2 separate regions of the Homo sapiens genome follow, and region 2 is linked to region 1. Evidence: chromatin contacts called from ENCODE Hi-C or POLR2A ChIA-PET data. All regions are on one chromosome and are shown on one strand. The core of a region is the stretch at or near the end of the contact, and the rest is flanking DNA. Distances in the headings are between cores, read along the strand shown. Region 1 overlaps STAT3 (signal transducer and activator of transcription 3). Region 2 overlaps CAVIN1 (caveolae associated protein 1).

Evidence for each region. A loop is a pair of places that touch in the nucleus more often than their neighbours do. ChIA-PET counts read pairs that join two places held with the same protein, here RNA polymerase II (POLR2A). Pooled maps may share reads with other maps.
Region 2: a loop to region 1 is called in a map of CD14-positive monocyte, with 2.2 times the contacts of the local background. The contact joins two enhancer-like sites. A Hi-C loop is called at or near these places in 3 of 168 maps with a recorded cell type or tissue (CD14-positive monocyte, CD8-positive, alpha-beta T cell and HepG2) and 2 of 50 pooled maps. POLR2A ChIA-PET finds 5 or more read pairs at or near these places in 11 of 52 experiments (BJ, GM12878, HCT116 and 8 more).

What each region holds. Positions count from the first base shown.
Region 1 is chr17:42,359,291-42,364,275 of GRCh38, forward strand. All of the region lies in intron 1 of STAT3 (signal transducer and activator of transcription 3), which reads right to left. Among named protein-coding and RNA genes, the nearest start is that of STAT3, 27 kb to the right of the region's middle. Within about 2 kb of position 3,466, at least 7 of the 41 ENCODE cell types and tissues checked have a DNase peak (open chromatin) inside an H3K27ac peak, as active enhancers do.
Region 2 is chr17:42,402,728-42,407,999 of GRCh38, forward strand. It overlaps CAVIN1 (caveolae associated protein 1), which reads right to left. Exons shown (of 2, transcript NM_012232.6): 2 at 1-2,661. The coding sequence ends at 1,960. Among named protein-coding and RNA genes, the nearest start is that of STAT3, 17 kb to the left of the region's middle. RefSeq lists an enhancer at 3,584-3,633. Within about 2 kb of position 3,469, at least 26 of the 41 ENCODE cell types and tissues checked have a DNase peak (open chromatin) inside an H3K27ac peak, as active enhancers do.

The DNA of each region.
Region 1 (4,985 bases), core at 2,216-4,715:
ATCAGATTCACTAGGGGTTAAGTGTGATAATCACTAATCAGCTTTCCCTGCTAAGTAAAATACATGCATTTCAATGCACACTCTTATCATATCGGGAGGGAAGGAGTCAGTGATGCTGTGATTTGGCATGTTAATTTAAGGAGAGAAGGGAGGTCAGGAGAGCTGGGTGGTGACCTGATCAAATATCTCCATACGTATTTCACCTAGGATGGCTCTAGGTCCTAAAAAGAGTAAAAGGTGAAAACACTAAGTGATATTCAAAACAAAAGAAAAAGATGAAAAATAAGAACCTTGGTTAAAGAGCAGTCGAAATAAGTAATGATTATAGCTATGATTTATATAGCACTTTTTACAAGAAGCCAGGCGCTGTTTTAAACACTTGACATACTTATTTGCTCATTTCATAATTGTAACAACCCTATCAGATAGGTACTATTTTTATCCCACTTTACAGAGGAGAAACTGAGGCACAGAATTTTAAGTGATTTGGCCGGGTGCGGTGGCTCACGCCTGTAATCCCAACACTTTGAGAGGCTGAGGCGGGTGGATCACGAGGACAGGAGATCGAGACCATCCTGGCTAACACGGTGAAACCCCGTCTCTACTAAAAATACAAAAAATTAGCCAGGTGTAGTGGCGGGCACCTGCAGTCCCAGCTACTTGGGAGGCTGAGGCAGGAGAATGGTGTGAACCTGGGAGGCAGAGCTTGCAGTGAGCCGAGATCGCGCCACTGCACTCCAGCCTGGGCGGCAGAGCAAGACTCCGTCTCAAAAAAAAAAAAAAAAAAAAAAGATTTTTAAGTGATTTATCCAAAGTCACAACACAGGTAGTAAAGGCATGGAGCTGGAATCATAACGCACAGTCTGTTTTCGGAATGTCTGTTCTTCACCACTATAGGAGTCTTGTTTTTTCTTTTTTTTAAATTAGAGATGGCGTCTGGCCATCTTGCCCAGGCTGGTCTCGAACTCCTAGGCTCAAGCGATCCTCCAGCCTCAGCCTCCAAAAGTGCTGGGATTACAGATGTGACCCACCGTACCCAGCTACTACAGGAGTATTAGAAAGTGGGAATTTTGGCCAGGCTCAGTGGCTCACGCCTGTAATCCCAGCACTTTGGGAGGCTGAGGCAGGTGGATCACCTGAGGTCGGGAGTTCGAGACCAGCCTGACCAACATGGAAAAACCTCATCTCTACTAAAAATACAGAATTAGCTGGCCATGGTGGCACATGCCTGTAATCCCAGCTACTCAGGAGGCTAAGGCAGGGGAATTGCTTGAACCTGGGAGGCAGAGGTGGCAGTGAGCCAAGATTGTGTCATTGCATTCCAGCCTAGGCAACAAGAGCAAAACTCCATCTCAAAAAAAAAAAAAGAATTTTAGTTGATTTTTAAGTAACCCACAAACCAACCATTGTAACTAGCCAATGTGATCTTATGGTATTTTAATAGACATACTAGTACTTGGATTTTGAAGGATCTAGTAGTCTAGCTGTAACAGACCCACATCTGGATGCTATTCTAATTCTGTGTATCAAAATTGAAATGGAACACTAAAACAACCAAACACATCCAGGGAGGGACAACCAGGGTGTGAGGAGTTGAAGACCTTGAATATTTTGCTCAGCAAGAAGATGCAGGCAACAGGAGTGAGGTTAGGAGAGAAAAACATGAATTACAGAAGAGTGGCCCCTCAAATACCTGGAAATCTGTACGAGAAAGGATAAATCACTCTAGGACTAGAACCTGTCTCCTCACAACATCTTCTCCCAAATTCTTCCCCATGAAGTAATACAGAGGTCTCCACCCTGGCTGACACTAAAAAATATATACAGCAAGAAAGATGCCTGGGAACCAAACCAGTGCCAAATTGGAACCTCTGACAGTGGGACCAGGTTTCAAATTTCGAAAGCTACGGCTGGGCACGGTGGCTCACACCTGTAATCCCAGCACTCTGGGGGGCCTAGGTGGGTGGATCAGCTGACGTCAGGAGTTCAAAACCAGCCTGACCAACACTGTGAAAGCCCACCTCTACTAAAAAATACAAAAACATTAGCAGGCATGGTGGTGGATGCCTGTAATTTCAGCTACTTGGGAGGCTGAGGCAGGAGAATCTCTTGAACCCGGGAGGCGGAGGTTGCAGTGAGCTGAGATCACGCCATTGCACTCCAGCCTGGGCAACAAGAGCAAAACTCTGTCAAAAAAAAAAAAAAATTCCTCAGATGATGCTAAAGTGAGGCCAAAGAATAATAATAAATTTTTTCGTGATCATTAATAAATATAACGAGAACCTCGAAATCAGAGCAGAGATCAGGGCTCAACTCTGAATACGCCTCAGAATCTCCTGAGGAGCTCTACAAAGCCAGGTGCCAGTTCTTAGCCCAGAACTAGCAAATAATAATCTCCAGGGTTCTAATGAAGCAGTACACTGTAGAGACTGTACAAGGAGACCACGGCAGAAGAGGAGGCTGGAGAAGGCTCTCCTGTCAAGATATCTGCACTTTCTTCCAAGGGCAATGGGGTAAGTCTTTGAAAAGCTTTAAACAGACAAGTGATAGTTTGATTTACATTTCAAAAAGATCCCTCAGGCTGCAATAATCCTGGTGGGAGGTCGTGGCTGCCCAATTTAGGTAGCAGCATTGTAAGTGTTTTGAGGCAGACATCCATCTTCTGTGACATTACAGAGCTACATGTGATGGGACTTGGTGACTGACTGAAGGGCAAAGGTGACTCAGAGAAAGGGAGGAGTAAGTGACAACCTCCCAGGTTCCTGTGGCATTTGGTATTCAGATGGCGGTCACATGCTCAGCATGGTAAATGTCATGGCAGGAGTGCCAACATTGAGAGGGCAATTGGGCCACACAGTCTCTAAAAACTGTTTGTTCTATAAATTACTGTCAAGCTCGATTCCCTCAAGACATTACAGCCACAGCAACTCAAAATAATACTGTAGGAAAAGCAAGTAGATATTTAACCAAAAAGGGTTCAGGGTTTGTACTCCAGCTGAATGGTAAAACCTGCCATCCCCTCAGGAAAAGAGGCAGAGGCAAGAGAAAAATCAGGCAGAAACATCAGAGCCAAAATGCATAGGGGGCCATGGCAAGAGCTGTTAACTGTCTCCCAACATCTGTGTGCTTGCCTCCAGGCCATTTTCCACACTGTGGGTAGAGAGACCTTTTCAAGACACAAACTTGATCTTGCCACACCCCTACTTAAAACCCTCCTGATGACTGCTCTGTTCTTAGGCTAAAAAACAAGATTTGTTATCTTAAGGCAGAATAGCATGGATTTGAATCCTGGTTCCACCACTTCGATCACTTAGCGTGTAGCTGGTGCCAGTTATTTATCCTCTTTGTGCCTTAATTTCCTCATCTATAGAAAGGGGAGAGAACAGTGCTTACCTCACAGGGTTGCTGTACAAATTCATCGAGCTAATGAACACGTAGCACTCAGGAGCCCAATAGCGTGCAGCATGTAAGTGTTTGTACTCATTACTAGCATGACCGACATCCTGGCTGGCTCTGCCCCTCTCGTATGGCTGGTACCAGCTGGTGGCTAAGTTCCTGGCACTCACTCTGCTCCTTCTTCAGGTCCTCAAAAACACCAGGCTCCTGCCTGCCACTGGCCCTCACACATGCCTTCCTTCTATCACCATCACCATGACTTGCACCCAAGTACTGTGACTCCATTAACTTGGACTCATAACCACTATGCTGGACTGAAAGCCCCATGAAGACAAGAAGAGTCTTGGCTTTTGCTCACTAGCGTGTCCTACCCTGAACCCTGGCATCCAGCATAGTGTCTGGCTCATAATAGGTGCTGAAAAAATAGGTATTGAATGAATGAACGACTGGAGTGAATTACAACTAAAGTGTGTAGCCAGGTTCTCCCAAGTGAGGACACTGCGCCCAATTAGAAAATATTCTGAGGAATAGGCCAACTCTTCCAGTTTTGCTGTTTGAAAAATTCAAGAATGATCAAGAATCACTGATTCAAGAATAATCCTTCAGTGATTCTTCAATAAGAGTAAAATCACAGCACTCCCCAGCTCAAAAACACACACTAACATCTCATTGTCCAATGCAAAATCTTTACCCTTATCTCAGGCTCTGTAACTACTCAGCCAACTTTAGCCCCTTCCAGTTCCTCTCTCCAGCCTACAGATGACTTTCATTTTTTGAGACAGGGTCTTGCTCTGTTACCCAGGCTGGAGTGCAATAATACGATCACAGCTCACTGCAGCCTCAACCTCCTGGGCTCAAGCAACCCTCCCACCTCAGCCTCCTGAGTAACTGGGATTACAGGCACATGCCACCATGTCTGGATAATTTTCTTTTTTTTTTTTTTTTGGTAGAGACTCAGTCTCACCATGTTGCCCAGGATGGTCTCGAACTCCTGGGCTCAAGTTGTCCTCCTACCTCGGCCTCCCAAAGTGCTGCGATTATAGGCATGAGCCATGGCACCCAGCCTCCAGGTGACTTTCATAAGTGTTGTCTTCCTTCAAGTCAACTTATCTCCTCCTTGCCCCCCACCCACAGACTTTGTTCCTTTTTCATATTTGTTCTTGCCTAAAATGCTTTTTTCTCTGGGTGGCGTTATCCATCCCTTTCTTGTGTCTGTCAGACAGGCTCTCCCTAACCCCACCCCTAGTCCAATGACTGCTTTCACTCTGAATCCCCACGGTACATATATAAGCATCTGAGGCTCTTTCCTATTGGCTTTGATTCTACCTCCTTCACTTGAGGAGCAGCTCTCTGCTGGCAACCACGTACCATCCTGATTTAGAACTTCCCACAGGCTAACTTAAGACACCAAATAAACACTTGCACACACACATAACCACCACCTCCCATTACAGAAGTACACCTCCCCTACTGAACAGATGATGGCCACGATACTGAAAAGCATGGCATCAACATGACAACTGCATCCTGAAAGATCAGCCTATATATAGGTTTGGTTATCTTGAATTTCGAGTTTGGAGAGAAGCAAA
Region 2 (5,272 bases), core at 2,219-4,718, 43 kb after region 1:
CCCAATCCCTTAAAACAATGAACTGCAGTTCTAAAAAGCAGGGCAGAGAAGGTAAGGAGCAGGTGGGGGGAAGGAGGAAGCTCTCGGGGCCTCCCTTCAGGCTGTGACTGGGGAGAGGGGCTGTTCTTGCTTCTGACAAACCCCCTTTAATGGGGAGGAACAAGGGGACTCGTGTCTTGAGAACCTGGTCGTGTCTTGAGAACCCAGTCCAAACAGAATCAGGCCTCTGGACTGGGAGCAACACTCCCTTCACCCGCAAAGATTCAGGAAAAGCACCCCAAGGACAAGGAAACCAATGAGGTCTGGGCTAGCTCTGCAGCTTTAGGATACTAGCTCTAGGGAAGGATTTTTTCCTTTTTAAACAGCGTATCACTCTGTTGCCTAGGATGGAGCACAGAGGCACCCTCATAGCTCACTGCAGCCTCAAACTCCTGGGCTCTGGCGATCCTCCCGCCTCAGCCTCCCAAGTAGCTGAGACCACAGGCACGTGCCACCATGCTCCTAGGGAAGGAGCTTGAGAAGAAACTGCCAGGAGTGAACCAGGGCTGGCTGCTCTGTGATGTTCTCTCCCCACCTCCCCTCCAGCTCTCAACTTGGTGGCAGGGCCGGCACCCTGCTCTCCCTCCTAACTCCCAGCCTGCTGCTGCCCCCTTCTGGGACCCTAATTTTCTGGACTTTGAGAAATGGGCTGCCCCTGGGGGTGCCTCCAAGAGCCCATTTGAGGGATCGGGTGGGGCTGACCTCTCTGTCTTCTTTGGATCATCGCCTTCTCACACTGTCCTCCCTCTTGATTCTGAAAAATGGTCCTGCTGCCCATGGAGAACCACAGTAAGATAGATTTCTCATGCAGCTAGTGAGGGGACTTCTCTCTTCACCCATTTCCACCTTCTCCTATTTTCCTTTTTTTTCCTTCTGTTGAGATGGAGTCTCACTCTGTCACCCAGGCTGGAGTGCAGTGTCGCGACCTTGGCTCACTGCAACCTCCACCTCCCAGGTTCAAGCAATTCTCCCCACCTCAGCCTCCAAAGTAGCTGGGATTACAGGCATGCGCAACCATGCCCAGCTAATTTTTGTAATTTTAGTAGAGATGGGTTTTCGCTTAGTAGAGATGGGGTGTTTGCCAGGCTGGTCCCGAACTCCTGACTTCAGGTGATCCGCCCACCTCGGCCTCCCAAAGTGCTGGGGTTACAGGCATAAGCCACCAAGCCCGGCCGACCTTCTTCTATTTTTCCATTCTCCTTTCCAAAGCCATGGCCATGCGCTCCTGTGTACAGGTGCATAAACACATCAGTGTGCCATCCCTCACATGCATGTCGTTCCCCACCCCTCCTTCCCAGGGCTTCTCTTGGCTCCAGCGTTCCTCTGGGACCCTCTGCAGATACAGCCTGTGCTGGACCCCCAGCCAGGGTGAGGGCTCATTCTGCTCTGTCTTCCCCACTGCCTCAGTTTCCCCCAAAAGCTGCTTTCACGTCCTTCTAGTAGGGGGCCTCCCATGGGGGCAGGGATCCCCTTTAGGATTCAATCTTTCCTCTTTGGGCAGTTTTGGCTTTGAGTCCCCCAGGGATCAGGGTGAGAATGAAGAAGAGCTCAGTGAGCGGAATGACAGCAGCTGGGTGGGTGGTGTGGGGAGAGGCTGAGGGGAAGGCAGCCCCCCCAGGGGGGCCTAACCGTGGAATCACTGCAATTTCCTCTGAGATCCCGACTTGGACAACCAGGACAGGGATTGACCATTCCCTTCCCATTCCACTCGGACTGTGTCCAAGCGGGGGTTGTCCACTGCGGGGGCTGCCTCCCCATCGGGTCCTAACAGCTCTAAGACTGGGAGTGGAGTTCCTGGAGGTGTGGGGAGGGGGGCGTGTTTTCAATTTAGAAAAATCTCAGCCAGCTCGAGCCGAGAGAGAATGCGAAAGAGGAAGTTCGGAAGGAGCGAGGAATGGGGTGGGTGGCAGCGGGGGCGGCTCAGTCGCTGTCGCTCTTGTCCACCAGCACGGCGTCCGACTCCTCGGTGATCTCCAGCAGCGCGTGCACGTCGGGGCTGCTCCCGCGCCGCAGGTCGCCGGCCTCCCCGCGCTCCGCGCCGCCCTCGTCGTCGTCGGCGCCCACCTCCACCATCTCGGTGGCCTTGAGCACTTCCACCTGGCCCTCGCGGATCTTCTTGACGTGGAAGGTGAAGGGTGGCACCTTGTAGACCGCGGTCTTGGAGCGCGCGTACACCACGTGGTCGGGCGTGAAGGATTTGCGCAACTTGTCCCGCGACGTCTTCAGTTTCTCGCGCCGCTCGGCGGGCACCAGGCGCGTGCCCAGCTTGTTCATGCGCTTCTCCAGGGTGTGCCGCGTCTTCTCCAGGTTTTCCTTGGTCTTGAGGCGCGTCTTCTCCAGGTTCTCGCGGGTACGCACCTTGGTCTTCTCCATCTTCTCCTTGGAGAAGGCCTTCTTGAAGTCGTCCACGCGCCGCAGGCCGCTGCGCTTGATACGCTCTGCGCGGGACTCCTCAATAACCTCCTCAACCTCCACCGCCTCGTCCGACGAAAGCTCCAGCGCCGCTGCGTCCTCCTCGGGCCGCTCGCCCTCGCCCAGCTCCTCGCCCTCCTTCTCTGGCAGCGCCTCCGACTCTTTCAGCGATTTGCTGATGCTCAGTTTGGCCGGCAGCTTCACTTCATCCTAAGGGAAGAGGAGAAGGGACATGAGAGGCGTCGGAGGAGGCGGATGTGGGCGAGCCTGAGTCAGGGTGGTGACGATCCTGGAGAGAGGGGAGCATGGGACGCTCGTGGTCCCCAGGAAACTGGCGGGCGCTCAATAAATGTGTGTAGGCTCACGCCTGTAATATTAGCGCTGTGGGAGACCGAGGCAGGAGGATGGCTTGAGTCCAGGAGTTCGAGACCAGCCTGGGCAACATATCACCCATCTCCGGCCCCCCAACCCCGCGTCGCCATTCTTTCTCTCTCTCTCTCCTTGTTTTTTTTTTTTTTTTTTTTTTTAAACGGAGTCTCGATCTGTTGCCGAGGCTGGAGTGCAGTGGGCGCGATCTTGGCTCACCGCAACCTCCGCCACCCGGGTTCAAGCAATTCTCCTGCCTCAGCCTCCCGAATAGCTGGGATTACAGGCGCCCGCCACCACGCCGGCTAAATTTTGTATCTTTAATAGAGACGGTGTTTCTCCATATTGGTCAGGCTGGTCTCGAACTCCCGACCTCAGGTGATCCGCCCGCCTCGGCCTCCCAAAGTTCTGGGATTACAGGCGTGAGCCACTGCGCCCGGCCTCGCGCCGCCATTCTCTAAAAAACATGTGTGTTGAACGAATGGTGACTAAACAGACCGCGGGAGCAGGGGACCAAACTTCGGGTCGGAGATGGGGTTGCGTAATAATTGCACTTGGGCTAAAATCTCTGTGGTCGTCCAACCCTGTCCTGATCCCTTTCCACCCGTAGATGATATTAAACCACTACGGCCCTCGGGAGACACAGCTCCACTTTGGAAATGGGCGGAGCGCCCTCTGGTGCCGCAAATCGCACACTGCCCGAGCCAGGCCGAAAAGCAAGTGGTGGGAGTGTCTAAGTTGAAAGCGGGTAGGGGTTTGAGCCCACAGCTGCACCTACCCACCCAAGCAGGTAAAGTAAAGGAAGTGCATTTCCTAGACTCAAGCTATTTCTTTTTTTTTTTTTTTTTGAGATGGAGTCTCGCTTTGTCGCCCAGGCTGCAGTGCAGTGACACGATCTCTGCTGACTGCAACCTCTGCCTCCCAGGTTCAAGCAATTCTCCTGCCTCAGCCTCCTGAGTAGCTGGGACTGCAGGCATGCGCCACCACACCTGGCTAATTTTTTTGTATTTTTAGTAGACTCGGGGTTTCACCATGTTGGTCAGATTGGTCTCGAACCCCTGACCTCAAATGATCCACCCGCCTTGGCCTCCCAAAGTGCTGGGATTACAGGCATAAGCCACTGCTCCTGGCCTCAAGCTATTTCAGAACCAGCCTTAGAGATGGAGAACTGTGGTCCACCCTCCCCCACCTCCACCTTCTTTGACTCCTTCATACTGTTTGGCTCCACCAGTGGTCATTCTCCCCCTCCCCCACATTTAGAAATTGATATTGGAAAGAGGAAGAAGCTGGCTGGGAGCCACGGACATGTTTTCTCCCCAGTCTGGACATTTCTTCTGGTTGTGACTTCCCTACTTTGGGATAGAAGAGAGATTACTTTTCAATTCTTGCTTTCCCTACCCCCTGCCCCCAGCACAAAGCCTGAGCTCAGGGGTCTAGGAGTAGGATGGGTGGTCTCAGATTCCCCATGACCCTGGAGCTCAGAACCAGTTCTTTGCTTTTCTGTCTTCTCCTTGGAGGACTTAGCACCAGAACTGCTTTCCATTCCGGGAAGATTTTCCAAGATCTTGACTCTGGCCAACATTTCAGAATCTCTGGATCACTCCCTCCCCCACCTCCACCCTCATCAGAGAGCAGGGGAGGCTGAGCACAGAAAGGGAAAGGGCAGACCAAGATCATCAATAGGATCTCTTTGGCCCAGACTCCCTTTAGTGACTTCAAATGAAGGAACGAGAGATAGTCGCTTTTCTAAAGGGTTTTCTGAAGACCATTTCCCAGAATTATAAGAAAAATCCTGTCCCCTAAGAAATTAAGGCAACATAAACTGAGTCCTCTCACTGACACCACACACACACACCCCTATACATAGGCTGCTCGGTATCTCTGCACCACCTGCTACAGAAATTCCTTCCCCAGCCCCCAACCTCTTTCCTCTTCCCTCCCATCAACATCCCCCCAGAGTTTCCTGGTTTACACTGAAAACTAGGAACACCCTCTCCCAACTTCCTTCCCTTCTTGTCAATAGCATTAGCAGGGACAAAGAGGGAATGCTGGCTCCACCTCTTCTCTCATCTGGGCATCAGCTCTGCTGGGCACCAAGCCACCTCCAGCTCTCTGTTACCCAACTACACCTCCCAGCAGGCAAGGTGACCTGGGCACAGGGCATGCTGGGACTTGTAGTCTCTACCTGCCATAGACGGCTTAGTGCAGATCATGGGCAATCCTAGGGCATTTTGTTTATCCCTCTGCCTCTTATCATTCACTGAGGCATTGAAGGGTGTTTTCCTTGTTCTGAGTGTAGGAGAGTCTCAACTTCTCTTTGCATTCCCTCTGATTTCCAGTCATTCACTTTGGGGCTCCTACAATCACCCTTACCCTGCCTGCTACTGGAGTGCATATCATTTAAGACTTATACATCATTGTAGGATCTAAACCCTCTTCATCCATCTCCACCCAG